Linked DNA regions of Homo sapiens: region 1 is linked to region 2. A link is a loop called in an ENCODE intact Hi-C map of the cell type or tissue named here. Cell type or tissue: endothelial cell of umbilical vein. All regions are shown on one strand. Links, peaks and the distances in the headings refer to the core of each region. The heading gives the core; the rest is flanking DNA.

Evidence for each region. Hi-C counts contacts between places; a loop is a spot of excess contacts. Peaks named below come from ENCODE experiments on the same cell type or tissue, not always from the same donor. Only the 100,000 strongest peaks of a DNase experiment are listed, where the experiment ranks them.
Region 1: a loop joins it to region 2, with 14 times the contacts of the local background. A loop is called at or near these places in 1 of 110 quality-filtered maps.

The regions. Positions count from the first base shown.
Region 1 is chr10:71,202,938-71,208,323 of GRCh38, reverse strand. No RefSeq gene overlaps it. Among named protein-coding and RNA genes, the nearest start is that of UNC5B, 6.9 kb to the left of the region's middle. In endothelial cell of umbilical vein, for the core only: no CTCF peak of the experiment used is centred there; a DNase peak (open chromatin) is centred at 2,643.
Region 2 is chr10:71,109,230-71,114,615 of GRCh38, reverse strand. No RefSeq gene overlaps it. Among named protein-coding and RNA genes, the nearest start is that of UNC5B, 100 kb to the left of the region's middle. In endothelial cell of umbilical vein, for the core only: no CTCF peak of the experiment used is centred there; no DNase peak of the experiment used is centred there; H3K27ac peaks cover 673 bases; H3K27me3 peaks cover 468 bases.

The DNA.
Region 1 (5,386 bases), core at 108-5,107, 94 kb before region 2:
CTCTACTAAGTACTGTGACAACCTTCTTCCTTCCATCCTTCTTACCCAGTCTTTTCCACCAACCCCTCCAGGGTCTTCTCACTGCTGTTCAGGCAATGCAAGCCGTTGGTCACAAAAGCCTTGGGCTCAGGCAGATCCGGGTTCAAATCTCAATTCTGTCTTGGACATTATAACTTATTTATCGCCTCTGCTGTCACCTTCTCAAAATTCTTTTATTGTTGTAAATGTTTAAAAGGCCATCTTTTCATTTTAGAAGAGTTTTAGTTTTACAGAAAAATTGCAAATATAGTACAGAAAGTTCCCATATGCCCCTCACCCAGTCTCCTTAATTATTAACCTCTTACATTAGCATGGTACCTTTACTACAATTAATGAACCACTGATACATTATTATGTGCTAAAGTTCATTCAGATCTCCTTAGTTTTTACCTAATGTCCTTCTGTTTTCTGTTCCAGGATCCCATTCAGGATCCCACATTGCATACAGTCATTGTGACTCCTCAGGCTCCCCTTGGCTGTGACAGTTTCTCAGTCTTTCCTTGTTTTTGATGACCTTGACACTTTTGAGAATTATTCATTGGGTATTTTGTAGAATGTCCCTCAACTAGGATTTATCCATTTCATAATTCTTAATAATTTGGAAAAAAGGGCTCTGATTTCCACTTTATACTGGGCCCTGGAGATTATGTATCCAGTCCTGCTTATGCTTTATGGGGCAGAGAAAAGGCAGGCTGAGCCAGAGCTGGCACATGCAGCAGGCTGTAGCTAGCATGCCCTGGCATTGCCGGGGGTGGGGATTGGGGGGCTTATCTGAGTGGGGGATGCTGGAAGCTAGACCTAGGAGTGAGAAGGAAACCTTAAACATGGAGAACTCAGGAGGGAGTCCAGGCAGAGCAAACCACGTGAGCAAAGGCCTAGAGTTATGTATGTGATGGTATGGTCAGGAGGTGGCCACATCCTCATACTGCCCCTCAAACAGCACACCAGAAGGCCAAGAAGGGAAAAATCTCTACACAAGGGCAAGGCCTGCAGTGCTAGAGATGAGATTTGATTCTGTAAGAAACAGGAGTCATGGGTGCTGATTGAGCTGGAGAGAGGCCTCATTGGAGCTGTGCCATGGGAGCTTCCTTGCAGCTGGATGTCAGGGCAGACTGAGCAGGAGCCAACAAGGTGGCCACTGCATGCTCCTGGGACAATGGGGCCTTGGCCCAGGGATTCAGGTGGCAGAAAGTAGGGACTCTGCAGAGGGAGAAAGAGTTCCCCAGATTTGGTGCCTGAGGGAGGGTGGGTACTTAGGGATGGAGGAAGGGAGGGGAGCTGGGTCGAGTGGCAGAGGTTGCAAGGAGAGACATGGTGAAAGGAGGAGGATGGCTGGGCTGGGGAGAGGGTGGTGGATTTGGGTTTGGACTTGGTGAGTTAAAGGTCCCTGTGGACTTCCCAGCACATAGCAGTGAGCACAGGACTGACTGATGCTACAGGAGTGGTCAATATCTTAAGAAATAAGCATGCTAGCTAGTGTATGCTGGGTGTATTAGTCAGGGTTCTCCAGAGGGACGGAACCCATAGGATATATGTATGTATATAGGGAGAATAGGCTCACATGCTCACAAGACGAAGTCCCATGATAGGCCGTCTGCAAGCTGGGGAAGAGAGAAGCTGGTAGCAGCTCAGTCCGAGTCCGAAAGCCTCAAAACCAGGGAAGCAGATGATGCAGCCTTCAGTCTGTGGCCAAAGGTGTGAGAGCCCCCGGCAAGCCACTGGTGCAAGTCCCACAGTCCAAAGGTTGAAGAATCTGGAGTCTGATGTCCGAGGGCAGCAGGAGCCAAGGGAAGCATCCAGCACAGGGGAAAAAGAAGGGAGCTAGAAGACCCAGCAAGTAAGGTTATCCCACCTCCTTCCTCCTGCTTTGTTTTGGCCACACTGGCAGCTGATTGGATGGTGCTCACCCACATCGAGAGTGGGTCTTTCTTTTCCAGTCCACTGTCTCAGATGTTAATCTCCTCTGGCAACACCCTCACAGATACCCCCAGAAACAATGCTATATCAGTCTTCTAGGCATCCCTCAATCCAATCAAGTTGGCACCTAATATTAACCATCGCACAGGCAACTATAGCAAGCTAGAAACCCTGCCAAGAGCTCCGTCTGAGTTAGCTCCTTCATTCTCCATGATTACCCATGAGGAGATGTTATGATTTTCCCCATTAAAAAGTAGTTCTCATTGCTGGTATCTTTTAAGCAGGACTAGAAGCCATTAGTATGTACAGAAGTTCCCCACCCTTATCTGCGGTTTTCCTTTCCATGGTTTCAGTTATCCACAGTCGAATGAAGTCCAAAAATATTAAATGAAAAATTCCAAAAGCAAAACAATTCATAAGTCTTAAATTCTGTGACTTTCTGAGTGATGAAATCATCCCTTTGTCCATCCCTTTTAAAAATGGGAAAACAGACTTGGTTTCCCTGCTTAGCTAGAAACTGAGGCTAGAATCAAACCTAGGCTGTTGGCTTCTAAGCTTATATGTTAAACAAACACAAGACGCTGCCTCTTTAAATCCCCTGTGTGTAGTTCTTTTATCTTAATGACATGATTTCCCACTGATCATCTCAATTGTTCCTAGAGGCTGGTGTTAATCATGGCCTATGACAAAGGAAACCACAGCTCCAAAAGGGAAAATGACTTGTCTAAGGTCAGCTGGTAAGTACTGACCCTGAGCTTTTAGACGCACATTCTTATGACTAGTCCACGTTACCAACCTTTTCAAGGTTCTGCCTGGACTTACGGATGGGGAGTTATCTGTGTAGGGGGATGAGGAAGGGCAGAGGCTACATATAGTCTAACAGGGCTTAAAATAATGAGATAGTCCTATTAAACTTTCTCACTCTCAATTGTTTTAAACATTCCAATTTAAATGTATTCAGGTAAATATCAAGTTAATTTGTCTAATAAAAACATCAGGCCACTTCACATTTGTCCTAAAACTACAATGAAACACCTTTTGACATATAAAAATGTCTTTTGCCATTTCAAATATATTCAATTTCAGCATTGTGCATGTGATACTTCCAGTATTGTTCATGTGTCATGGACCCTTAATCAAATTAAACACAATATTTATACTATCCAGAGAGTACAAGATAAAGTAAATAATTCACTCAATGGGATTAATATGTAAATCAGCTTTATTTACAAAACACTAGCTCAAGAATTATAATACTGTGAAGCTTTCATTTAGGCAGAAGTGTAATCACTGAAGGTATAGCACTTCCTTAAACTAAAAATGAGAGATAATTAAAAATAAATTTGGAAGAGACAAAATTCCCACGTTTCTTGTTGTAGTTCTGGATTTTCAGTAGCAGGCTCTTTTGAAAGCTGAGTCAGCACTGAAGATAATTCACTATTATTTTCAGGATAAATGCCAAAGATATCTTCCAGTGGCAAGTATGCTGAAGGTGATTCACAGATGCTTTCTGAAAGACCAGGAGGAAGAGGAGGTCCCCGTGCTGTGGACTGTCCTCCTGGATACATTGGCTATAAAGATCTTTACTGAAGGAAGAGGCAGAGGAAAGAAACCCTATAGCAAAGTGGAGTATGCGTGTGTGCGGGAGGAGAGGTAGGTGAAAAACTCTTTTCTGTTGTCTTCTGACTCCTTGATGAATGGCCGTATGGGGAGTGCCCCTTGTCAAATATCCCATCCTTCTTGAAATTTCAGCAGCCAACCTCTGGTTTAGAATATTTAGATTTCTCTTTGTTCAACTCTTTTGTTATCAAATCGATTTCTTCTGAACTAAAAGTTGGATCTGGTTAGCTTTTTATTAATTGCTTCTAGATCTGCTGTTCCTAATGACTCTTCATCATTGCTGGCATCGTGTAAGCAGGACTCAAAGCTGTCACTATGTGCAGAAGTCCCCCCTTATCCAAGGTTTCACGTACCCACAGTCAGCTGAAGTCCAAAAATATTAAATAGAAAATTCCAGAAACAATTCATGTCTTTTGTTTTTGAGATAGGGTCTCTGTCACCCAGGCTGGAATGCAGTTATGTGAACAAGGCTTACTGCAGCTTCGACCTTCTGGGCTCAAATGATCCTCCCATCTCAGCTAAGCCTCCTGAGCAGCTGAGACCACAGGCATATGCCACCACACCTGGCGATTTTAATTTTTTTTTTGTAGTGACACGGTTTCACCATGTCACTCTGTGACACCATGTCAGTCTGTGGCCAAAGGCCTGAGACCGGTCTCGAGCTCCTAGACTCGAGCAATGCTCCTGCCTCAGCCTCCCACGGTGCTGGGATTACAGGCATGAGCCACTGTACCTGGCTTTCAAAAGTCTTAAACTGCGACTTTCTGAGTACAGTGATGAAATTTCACACCATCCCACTCTGTCCCACCTAGGACATGAATCATCCATTTGCCTAGTGTATGGACACTGTCTACCTTACCTGCCTGTTAGTAACTCAGTAGTCATCTTTATTATCAGATCCACTGTGGTGGTATCTTAATGCTTGTGTTCAAGTAATTCTTATTTGACATAATAATGGCCCCAAAACACAAGAGTAGCAATGCTGGCTAATTGGTATAATTGCTGTATTTTATTATTCATTATTATTCATCTCTTACTGTGCCTAATTTATAAATTAAACTTTTTCATAGGTGTGTATGTATAGGAAAAAACAGTATATAATAGGGTTTGGGACTATCCAAGCTTTCAGGCATCCACCAGGGTCTAGGAATGTAGACTCCAGGTTAAGTGGGGGGACTACCATATGCGTTTGTAGAGATAAGAGTTCTCTCTTAATATGGCGAAACTTTTTAAGAATTCTACGTTTTCTTTAAATTAATTTTGTAAGTTGTATGTTGAGTTATTTTTAAACAAGTGACAACTTCTGCTCCAAATTGAGAAAGCTGTGAAAAATTCAGTGATTGTTGCCCAGAACATTATCACCCAAGGACATGTAGGAAACAGGACCTAGGCTGATGCTGGCTGGGGAGTGTTGACTGTTGGAATGAGGGGAACCCAGTGGTGGAGAAGGTCAAGGACAGGAAAGTTAAAGAGCTAGCATACCCATGTTCCTGCTCTGTTTCCTCTTCTCTCTCTTTTTAGAAAGTTGAATGAGGTGTGATTTACATACAATGAGATACACAGGTCTAAAGTGTAAGATTCTATGAAATTTGACAAGTAAAGACATCTAGTAACCACAATCCTAACCAAGATAGGAACATTTCCATCATCTCAGAAAATTCCCTTGAGCTCCTTCCCAGGTAATCGTCATCCTGCAGAGGCAGCCACTATTCTGATTTCTAACATCATAGGTGAGTTTTGCTAATTCCAGAACGTCACATAAATGGAAACAGATAATATGTACAGTAGTCCTACCTTATCTACTGGAGAT
Region 2 (5,386 bases), core at 192-5,191:
CATTGAGGTATTCTTTAATTTATTTGAGCAATATATCATAGTTTCTAGTGTAGAAGAATTGCACACATTTTACTAAATCTATTCCAGAGTATTTTATATTACTGTTGCTGTTATAAACAATATTTTAAATTTGAATTCTCAATTGTTCATTCTTAGTATACAGAAACACGATAGATTTTTATATTCTGTTACTATGTCTCTCGTCAATTCTAATAGCTTTTTTTCCAATCCCTTAGGATTTTCTACATAAATGTGATCATGTTATCTGTGAACAAGACAGCTTTAATTTTTCCTTTCCAATCTGTATGCTTTTTATTTCTTTTTATTGCCTGCTTGCCTGGTTGCACTGGCTAGTACCTCCATTATAATGCTCAACAGAAATGGTGAGGGTGGAAATCCTTGCCCTGTTTTTTAACATTAGGGAAAACATTCAGCCTTTCACCATTAAGTGTGATTTTAGTGCTTAGTTTTTCCATAGATGCCTTTTATCAGGTTGAAAAAATTTCCTTTTATCCCCAGTTTGCTGAGAGTTTGCTTTTTAACATCATGAATGCATGTTCAATTTTCTCAAATGCCTTTTCTGTACCCATTTAGGTAACTATAATGTTCTTTCTCTTTTTCAGTCTTTTGAGCTAGTTAAATACTTTGTTTTTTGAATGCTGAACAACTTTGCATTTTTAGGATAACCTCCACTAGTCATGGTATAATTCATTTTCATGTATTGCTAGATTTGGTTTACTAGTATTTTGTTAAGGTGTTTTGCCTTTTATTGATATGAGATATTGGACTATAGCTTTCCTTTCTTATCTTTGATTTTGGTATTAGGGCAATGCTTGTCTCATAAAATGAGACAGGAAGTATTCTCTCTTCTTCTATTTTCTGCAAGAGTTTTCTGTAGAATTGAAGTTACTTTGTCAATCAATTCCTGGTAGAATTCAATAGTGAAGACACCTGAACCTAGAGTTTTCTCTATGGGAAGGAATTAAATTCCTTTAATAGATATAAGGCAATTCAGGATATCTATTTCTTTTTGAGTGATCTTTGGTAATCTGTCTTTCAAGGAATTTGTCAATTTCATCTATGTTAAATTTATTGACAGAAAAGTTTTCATAATATTCCCTTATTGGGTTCCAAAATGGTGGCATAGAAGCAAGCTGGCTTTACAACTCACCCCCACAAAAAGCCCCAAAACAAGTATACAGTACCAAGACTATCACCAGCCATATATCAGAACTGAAATATGAGAATGAGACTCTTCTTGGGGCCACAGAGAAGTGAAAAAACTGAGAAGATGATAAAAGAATCAAACTTACACATCCACAATGCCTCTCACCTCAGTCTGCCCAGCACTAACCATGTGGAAAATTTCCCCTGACTCACAGTTTCTACACTGGAATAAGTGAGGTCAAGTTGGGCAATTAGTTTCCTCATTATTTTGGGTTCCCTGGCAGGTGACCTGTCTCTACTTCAACCCATGGGAAGAATTGCAAGTGTCTGAGGTGAGAAATACCCCTAAGGTCACCCAGAACAATGGGGGATATAGGACTACCATTCCCAGCCCTGGAAACTCTGTTCTGTAACTTGTGCAAAGGAGATGCCAAGTCAGAGTGGCTGTTCAGCAGCACCATGCTGTAGGAGTTCTCCTAGGCATGAACTCCTAGTTAGTCTCCCCACACAGCTGGGATATTCCCTCTGGGTGCTCCCCCATTTGAGATTAGCATCATGCTGATTGTTTACTAGAGCTGAGGCAAACCTGGGCTTAAGGCACCATCAGAGGCCAACAAGGAGGCAGAGACCTTGTGAAAAAAATTCAACAGGTAAATTACAAAGACTCTCTATGCTGACATATTTAATAAAATTTTAAAAAGCCAGATAGAGAACACTGGAATAAATAAATAATCATTCAATGCAAGACATAGATTTATATCCATAAGGAACAACAGCAAACAGGGGCCCATGACATCCCTGAATGGACAAAGTAAGGAACTGATGACTAACCCTAATGAAACAACAATTTGTGAGGTATCTGACCAGGAATTTGAAATAGCAGTTTTAAGGAAATGCAGTGATCTTCGAGATAACACAGAGAAGCAATTCAGACAGTTATCAGGGAAATTTAACAAAGAGATTAAAATAATTTTTAAAAAATCAAACAGGAATATTAAAACAGAAATACATTTGCTGAACTGGAAAATTCATTAGAGGCTTTCAATAGCAGAATGAATCAAGTGGAGAAAAGAATCAGTGATCTCGAAGATAGGCTATTTGAAAATGCACAGTCAGCAGAGAAATAAGAAAAAAAAAAGAGAAAAGAATGAAGATTGCCTAAAAGATATAGAAAATTACCTCAAAAGGCCAAATCCAAAAAAATACAATTATTGGTGTTTGAGAGGGAGCTGAGCAAGAGCAAAGGGTAGAAAGCTTATTCAAAGAAATAATTAAAATTTTACAAAACTTGAGAAAAAATATATATCTAGGTACAAGAAGGTCAGAAGGACCAAACAGATTCAACCAAAATAAAACTATACCCAGGCATATAATAACCAATTTTCAAAGGTCAAGAAGAAAGAGAGGATCCTAAAAGCAGCAGAGAAAAGAGGTAAATAACATATAAAGGAGCTCCAATTTATCTTGCAACACACTTCTCAACAAAAACAGGAGTGGGATGATGTTTTCAAAGTGCTGAAAGAAAGAGACCTCTGCCATTCTAGAATACTATAGCCTGGGTCGGGTGTGGTGGCTCACGCTTATAATCCCAGCACTTTGGGAGGCTGAGGTGGGCGGATCACAAGTTCAGGAGCTTGAGACCATCCTGGCTAACACAGTGAAACCTCATCTCTACTAAAAATACAAACAATTAGCCAGGCATGGTGATGCGTGCCTGTAGTCCCAGCTACTTGGGAGGCTGAGGCAGGAGAATCACTTGAACCCAGGAGGCAGAGGTTGTAGTGAGCTGAGATCGCACCACTGCACTCCAGTCTGGGCGACAGAGAGTAAGACTCCGTCTCAAAATAAATAAATAAATAAATAAATAAATAATACTATACCCAGCAAATTTATCCTTCAAATGTGAAGGAGAGTAAAGTCTTTCACAGACAAACAAAAGCTGAGAGAATTCACCACCACCAGACCTATCTTACAAGAAATACTAAAGCACATTCTTCAGTCTGAAAGAAGAAAAAAAAGTTTAATGTGCAAAAAGAAAACACTTGAAGGTATAAAATCCACTGGCTAAATGAAGTATATAGACAAACAGAATACTCTACTGTAATTGTAGTGTGCAACCCATTCGTAACTGTAGTATGAAGCCTAAAAGACAAATCTATCAAAAACAGTAAAAACTAGAGCAACTTGTTAAGGGATAGGCAATATAAAACATATAAATTGAAAAAGAAAGAAGGTCAAAAAGTGGGAGAGATGAAGTTAAAATGTAGCGTTATTTTTAAAGTTTTATAGTTTCTATTTTTGTGTGTGTGATATAAGTTGTCACTTCTTTAAAATAACTTGTTGTACCTATATGATGTTTTTTGTAAGTCTCTTGGTAACCACAGTGCAAAAACCTATAATATAGTTAATAAAAATCAAAAGCAGTGAATTAAAACATACCACAAGAGAAAATCACTTAACCACAAAGGAAGACGGTAAAAAAAAATAAAAAATAAAAGAAAGAAAGGGAAAGAGGAGTTACAAGACAACCAGAAAACAAGCAACAAAATGGCAGTAGTAAATCCTTACTAATCAATAGTAACAGAGGCTGGACATGGTGGCTCACAGCTGTGATCCCAGCACTTGGGGAGGCTGAGGCAGGAGGACTGCTTGAGCCCCATAGTTCAAGACCAGCCTGGGCAACATGGTGAAACCCCGTTTAAATTAGCCATGAGTGGTAGCACATGCCTGTAGTCCCAGCTACCCAGGAGGCTGAAGTGGGAGGATTGCTTGAGCCCAGGATGCAGAGGCTGCAGCAAGCTGTAATTGCACCACTACATTCCAGCCTGGGTGGCAGGGCAAGACCCTGTCTCTAAAAAAAAACAAAACCAACCAACCAAAGAAACAAAAATTGAATGTAAGTCAACTCATTTCTCCAGTTAAAAGACACAGAATGGCTAAATAGATAAAGAAACATGACCCAACCATATGCTACCTACGAAAATGTACTTCACCTATAAAGACACACATACACTGAAATTGAAGGGATGGAAAAAGATTACATGCAAGTGGAAACCAAAAAAAAAGCAGGAGTAACTATGCTTATATCAGATAAAATAGACTATAGACTACAAGTTAAAGACTGTAATAAAAGACAAAGTCACTATATCATGATAAAGGGGTCAATTCAGCAACAGAATAAAACAATTATAAACATCTATGCCCCCAATACCACAGCACCCAAGTAAATAAATCAAACTTTAATAGATCTAAAGGGAGAGAGAGACTGCAATACACTAACATTAGGGAATTTTAGCACCCCACTCTCAGCAATGGACAGATCATGTAGACAGAAAATCAACAAACCTCAGATTTAAACTGCATTATAGACCAAATGGAGCTTACAGACATTTAAGAATATTTTACCCAACTTCTGCAGAATACATATTCTTTTCATCAGCATATGGCATGTTCTCCGTAATAGACCATATTTAAGGCTACAAAACAAATCTCAACAAATTTTAAAAAGTCAAAACCATTTCAAGTATCTTTTCTGACCACAATGGAATTAAACTAGAAATCAATAACAAAAGGAACCTCAGAAACTATACGAGCACCTGGAAATTAAACAACATGCTCCTGCACAACCAATGGGTCAATGAAGAAATTAAGAAGGAAATTAAAAAATTTAATGAAACAAATGAAAATGGAACTACAACATACCCAAATCTATGCGATATAGCAAAAGCATTAGTAAGAGGGAAGTTTATAGCAATATATGCATACATGAAAAAAGTAAAAAGTCTAACAACTAACACCCTAACAATGCACCTTAAGGGATTAGAAAAGCAAGAACAAGCCAAACCCCAAATTACTAAAAGAAAATAAACAATAAAGAGTAGAGCAGAAATAAAAGAAATTGAGACTGAAAAATACAAAAGATCAATGAAATGAAAAGTCGGTTTTATGAAAAGATAAACAATATTGACAAACCTTTGGTTAGACTAAGAAAAAAGAGAGATGACTCAGATAAAGAACATCAGAAATGAAAAGAGACATAACAATTGAGACCACAAAAATACAAAGAATCATTAGAGGCTATCACAAACAACAAATTGGAAAACCTAGAAGAAACGGGTAAATTTTTGGACACATACAACCTACCAAGATTGAATCATGAATAAACAGAAAATCTCAACAAACCAATAACTAGTAACAAGATCAAAGCCATAATAAAATG